2 separate regions of the Homo sapiens genome follow, and region 1 is linked to region 2. Evidence: read pairs that join two places in POLR2A ChIA-PET (ENCODE). Cell type or tissue: GM12878. All regions are shown on one strand. Links, peaks and the distances in the headings refer to the core of each region. The heading gives the core; the rest is flanking DNA.

Evidence for each region. Peaks named below come from ENCODE experiments on the same cell type or tissue, not always from the same donor. Only the 100,000 strongest peaks of a DNase experiment are listed, where the experiment ranks them.
Region 1: POLR2A ChIA-PET joins it to region 2 with 10 read pairs; 4 of 35 experiments call an interaction of 5 or more read pairs at or near these places.

Annotation. Positions count from the first base shown.
Region 1 is chr5:17,283,360-17,286,128 of GRCh38, forward strand. No RefSeq gene overlaps it. Among named protein-coding and RNA genes, the nearest start is that of BASP1, 67 kb to the left of the region's middle. In GM12878, for the core only: no CTCF peak of the experiment used is centred there; no DNase peak of the experiment used is centred there.
Region 2 is chr5:17,227,557-17,230,367 of GRCh38, forward strand. All of the region lies in intron 1 of BASP1 (brain abundant membrane attached signal protein 1), which reads left to right. Among named protein-coding and RNA genes, the nearest start is that of BASP1, 11 kb to the left of the region's middle. RefSeq lists enhancers at 24-524, 1,645-1,724. In GM12878, for the core only: no CTCF peak of the experiment used is centred there; a DNase peak (open chromatin) is centred at 1,485; H3K4me3 peaks cover 828 bases; H3K27ac peaks cover 2,481 bases.

The DNA of each region.
Region 1 (2,769 bases), core at 270-2,769, 56 kb after region 2:
TACAGTGCTTATTAAAAGAGAATCTTGAAGATTCTACAACTAGAGCTCTGTTTCAGAAAACAAGGCATCAGTTCCTAAATGTCATACAAATTGACTACATAAGAATTTTCTTGGATGTCTAAATAAAGAGATCCCAGCCCCTAAGCTGTGATCCTGATTCAGTAGTTTTTTTTTTTTTTTGAGAGAGAGAGTCTTGCTCTGTTGCCCAGGCTGGAGTGCAGTGGTGCAATCTTGGCTCACTACAGCCTCCACCTCCTGGGTTCAAGCAATTCTCTGCTCAGCCTCCCAAGTAGCTGGGACTACAGGCGTGTGCCACCACATCTGGCTAATTTTTGTATTTTTAGTAGAGATGAGGTTTCACCATGTTGGTCAGGCTGGTCTCGAACTCCTGGCCTCAGGTGATCCACCTGCCTCGTCCTCCCAAAGTGCTGTTAGAGGCATGAGCCACTGTGCCTGGCCTGATTCAGTAGTTCTTAAGGAAGGTAGAGGGGCAGGGCAAGAGTTTCGTGAAGCTCCTCTTTGGGAATCTACTGGGATAGAGTGACTCACAAGATTTGAACAAAGAAGCTTGGACTAGAATGAGGGTTTGGTGGATCATTCTTTGATTTTAAGTTTACCTCATTAGAAAAAAAGATGGTAATAATAACAACAGAGTTGCTGTGAAGATTTTCAATAAGACCTGGAAGTGACTGCTTGTGATATACACTCAGTGAACCACAGCTATTCCAATGGAGGCTTCAGTTCAAAAAAAAAAAGCTGGGTTCATAAGCTCTGGCCTGTCTGTCTACTTCAATTGAGAAGGAATTTCTTAAGGTTTCCTTGGAAATAGAGTCACAACGACCACAGAATTGAGATCTGAATTGTCCTACAGAGAACAACCCCTCTTTGTAGGAGAAAAAGAAAACACAAATGTATGGCAATCTTTTTAGGGGAAAAGGGGGAGTCAAAATCCAAGATGGTTTTCCTGAGAATATTCAAATTAGATTATGGAGATAACAAGATGTGAACCAAGGAAAAAGAACGAATTGCCTTTATGCATGGGAGGTGAAGTAGCTGGAATCCCACCTTCATATCTTAGTTACCTCTGTAACCTGGGGACAGATTTCTTCTCAGAACCTCTGTTTACTCAAGAACTGGAGAGGCCGGGCTCAGTGGCTCACACCTGTAATCCCAGCACTATGAGAGGCTGAGGCGGGCGGATCACTTGAGGTCAGGAGTTCGAGACCAGCCTGGCCAACATGGTGAAACCCTGTCTTTACTAAAAATACAAAAATTAGCTGGACGCGGTGGCATAAGCCTGTAATCCCAGTTATTCGGGAGGCTGAGGCAGGAGAATCGCTGAACCTGGGAGACGGAGGTTGTAGTGAGCCGAGATCACGCCACTGCACTCCAGCCTGTGTGACAGAGTGAGACTCCGTCTCAAAAAAAAAAAAAAAAAAAAAAAAGAACTGGAGAATATATCTGCCTTGGGGGCTGTGGAGAGGATAGAAGGCTGTGTTTAGCGCACAGCCTAGTACACGAGCATTTGTTAAGTGGATGCAAGACCATGACGTTCATTTCCTTCTGAAACAAGTGAGCAATCATGAGTGAGGCAATCTCATCTTTTCCCTCACCATTTTTTATGAGCAATTTCTCTTAAAGGAAAATTCTGATGTTACGGATTAACTCTGGTTTAGTTTTTATTCATTCTGTATATATAACACTTTCCCATATGTCACCTCTCCTAGTGTGTTCTACATTGCTTCATTCATTCATTAACCAAATATTTATTAAGCAGCTGCTATCTTCCAGGCACTATATTCCCACAAATGCTAGGAATATGTTGAGCCTAAAAACAGAGCTGGCCAGGCTCAGTGGCTCATGCCTGTAATCCCAGCATTTTGGGAGGCTAAAGTAGGAAGAGCCCTTAAGTCCAGGAGTTCAAGACCAGCTGGGGCAACACAGTGAGACCCCATCTCTATTTAAAACACAAAAAGCAAAAACAGAGCTCATGAGGGAGATGCAGATTAAAACCACAATGAGATATCACCTCTCACCTGTCAGCATGGCTATTATTAGAGAGACAAAAGATAACAAATGTTAATGAGAATGTGGAGGAAGGGAACTCTTGTACACTGCTTGTGGGAGTATAAATTAATACAGCCATTATGGAAAATTGCATGGAGGTTTCTCAAAAAACTAAAAATAAAATTACCATATAATCCAGCAATCCCACTTCTGGGTAGTTACCCACAAAATTTGAAATCAGCGTGTTGAAGAGAAGTCTGTATGCCCATGTTCATTGTAGCACTAGTCACAATAGCCAAGATACGGAATCAACCTAAGGGTCCATCAGTGGATGACTGAATGAATAAAGAAAATGTGGCAGGCCAGGTGCAGGGGCTCACGCCTATAATCCTAGCACTTTGGGCAGATTGCTTGAGCTCAGGAGTTTGAGACCAGCCTGGGCGACATGGCACAACCCCGTCTCTACAAAAAATGCAAAAAACTTAGCTGCGTGTGGTGGTGCATGCCTGTGGTCCTAGCTACTTGGGGAGCTGAGGTGGGAGGATGACTTGAGCCCGGGAGGTGGAGGTTGCAGTGAACTGAGATCATGCCACTGCAGTGGAAAAAAAAAAGTGAGACCCTATCTCAAAAAAAAAAAAAAAAGGAAAGAAAAAGAAAATATGGCATACATATATATAATGGAATACTAGTCAGCCTTATAAAAGGAAGAAGTTCCATCATTTGTGATGATATGGATGGAATTGGAGAACATTATGCTAAGTG
Region 2 (2,811 bases), core at 45-2,544:
TGCCCGGCTAATTTTTTTGTATTTTTTAGTAGAGATGGGGTTTCACTATATTGGCCAGGCTGGTCACAAACTCCTAACCTCAAGTGATCTGCTCTCCTTGGCCTCCCAAAGTGCTGGGATTACAGGCGTGAGCCACCATGCCCGGCCAATAACTCATTTTTCTAAGGAAGAAAGAATCTCGATTAACAATTGGTGATGACAGTGCCTCCAAAGGCTTCTCATAATCACCCAACCTCAGGTAAACAGGGTGAATGCCACCCTATTGACAGGAGGTTTATTGTGGCACTGGGTTTTGCTCAGTAGCCCTGGTGATCTGTTGTTGAGAACCCAAGCTCATATTTCCCAAGGCTCACCCAACTGGACTTTAGAAACCTGGTTCCAGAATTTTCAAATGTTTGGTTTTCAGGCAGATAGTAACAAGTGTTTGTACCAATGTTCTCCAGAAGGTTGTTAAGACAAGATTGATAATGCTTCCCAGGTATGTGTTTCTTTTTCTGACTCACAGCTGCATGTTACTAGTTTTCCTCATCTGACCCGATGATTGACTGATGGAAAGTCTCATTGAAGGTTTGGTTATCCTTTCATTGGTAGAAGAGACAAAAACAGGACATAAGTGGCTTATTCCATTCACCTCTACTTTTCTATTGTAACTGGATTTATTTCTGCCATCCAGACAGAGAGCCTGGGCTTTGATTTCATCTGTACCAAAGTTTTCTGGGTGGACAGGTACAGGGGGTCATCGTAAGAGAACTCAACTGACCACAATGCAGAGAGAGGTAACTATCCAATGGAATGGTAACATGGTTCCACTACGGTAAGAACTGTAGTGTTAAATGAAATGAATTCTTAATGGGAAAGGAGTCCTATGAATATTTCTAAGTTGTTATGTTTAACTTAACTAACTCTTAAATGCAGGGAATTTAACTTAAAAGTGAATTTAACAAAGAAGTGAATTTAAAAGCCAACAAGCTTCATATCTCTCCACCTCACCCCAAACCCGTGTTAATTAGCCCTTCTTGCTTAAATCAAATCACCTTGTTGAAATTTAATGCTGTGACTAGCAATGTATTCTTTGACCATATCCTTGTTTCCAGCAACAAATACTGCCACGTTAAGGGGAGAAGGAAGTGATGGATAGAGGGACCAGTTGGCAGATTGGGACACACGTACAAACACTATTCCTTTAACTTGCTTTCTTTAGATCCGTAGTTCCTACCTGTGAGTCTCATTTCTGTATTGATCCGCATTGGCTAAGCATACGACTAAAGCGGGATTCTTTGTCTTTTCTTCAGTGAGCTAGCCAGGAATCTCAGAAAAAGGGCAAAGAAGTCCAGAATGATGTAATGCTGCAAAAAATGTTACTGCTGTTTCTAAGGGGAGTGGAAGAAACCCAAGCCAGTTTTGAGTTGAGTGTGCTTCCTGTTGGAAGGGGGTGAGAATTCAGAGATGTATACCTATTAAAAAAAAAACAAAACTCTTAGGATATCACACAGCGTGGCAAACCAGCAAGCCCTGACCTGTTAGCAGTTGTTTGCATAGTTTACCAGGTAGAGAAAGCATCCACAGATAGAATCAAATGTTTGAGGACACTAACGTGCACTGTGGTTAGTGTGAGGTTTAACTGGCTGGGGACACATTTCCACTTAAATCTGATTCTGATAACACATTTAACTACTTCCCTAGCTAATTACACAGTTCCAGGCTTGAGAGAGGAAAAGGCACCTGTGAGCAGTGGCATGTCTTGTTAAATAAGGTTTGAAAACCCTTCCGAAAAGGAAGAAATGGCTGTACTTGGGGACGTTTGAGCATAGTAATTGTGCAGCCTTGCTCCTGGCTGAGGGGAGGGGAAAGAAAGCCCTTGGTTTCTGCTCCAAGAAGTGTTCAAATTCCCCTTATGTGGGCAGAATTTTTGGTAAGTACAATACAGGAAGCAAAACTGCATTGTTCTAGGTCAGCAGTCAATGACCTATTGTTTCTGAGCCCCTCTGTTCCCTCCTCACTTTGTGTTCAGGGGACGAAAGCCCAGAGCAGGAGAAGAGGAAGGGAAGTCTGGGAGAGGCTGGGAAGATGCACCCGCATTAACACAAGTTGGAGAGGCACCAATGCTCTCCTCCTGTGTCTACTCAGGCTGCCATAACAAAATAACAGATGGGATAACTTAACAAAAATATATTTTTTCATAGTTCTGCAGGCTGGAAGTCCAAGATCAACATGTTGGTAGGATTGGGTTTTTTTTTTTTTTTTTTTGATGGAGTCTTGCTCTGTCACCCAGGCTGGAGTGCAGTGGCACTATCTTGGCTCACTGCAACCTCTGCCTCCCGGGTTCAAGCAGTTCTCTGCCTCAGCCTCCCAAGTAGCTGGGATTATAGGCGTGTGCCACCACGCCCAGCTAATTTTTTTGTATTTTTAGTAGAGATAGGGTTTCACCATCTTGGCCAGGCTGGTCTTGAACTCCAAAGTGCTGGGATTACAGGCATGAGCTACCGCACCTGGCCCAGACTTGAGTTTTCTAAATCAGAATGGAATGATCCTGGGGAAGCTCATTTTAAAATCTCCTACCCAGAGTGGCAATGGTAGAGAGCCCTTCTTGTTCTAGACAGAAGAGTTGACCAGATGCCTAGGCCACTTTAAAATCCTATTCTAGCATCTGTGCTTTCTTTTAGGGATTCATTAGACAGACTCTTAACGGTGGAACAGATTTTACTGGATAGAGACTTGGGGTTGAAGACAGAAGGCAGGGGCTTGAATAGAAGCAAGTGCAGGAAGAGTGGTGGGGGTTTTGACAGAAAGTTTATGAATCAGTGGGACACC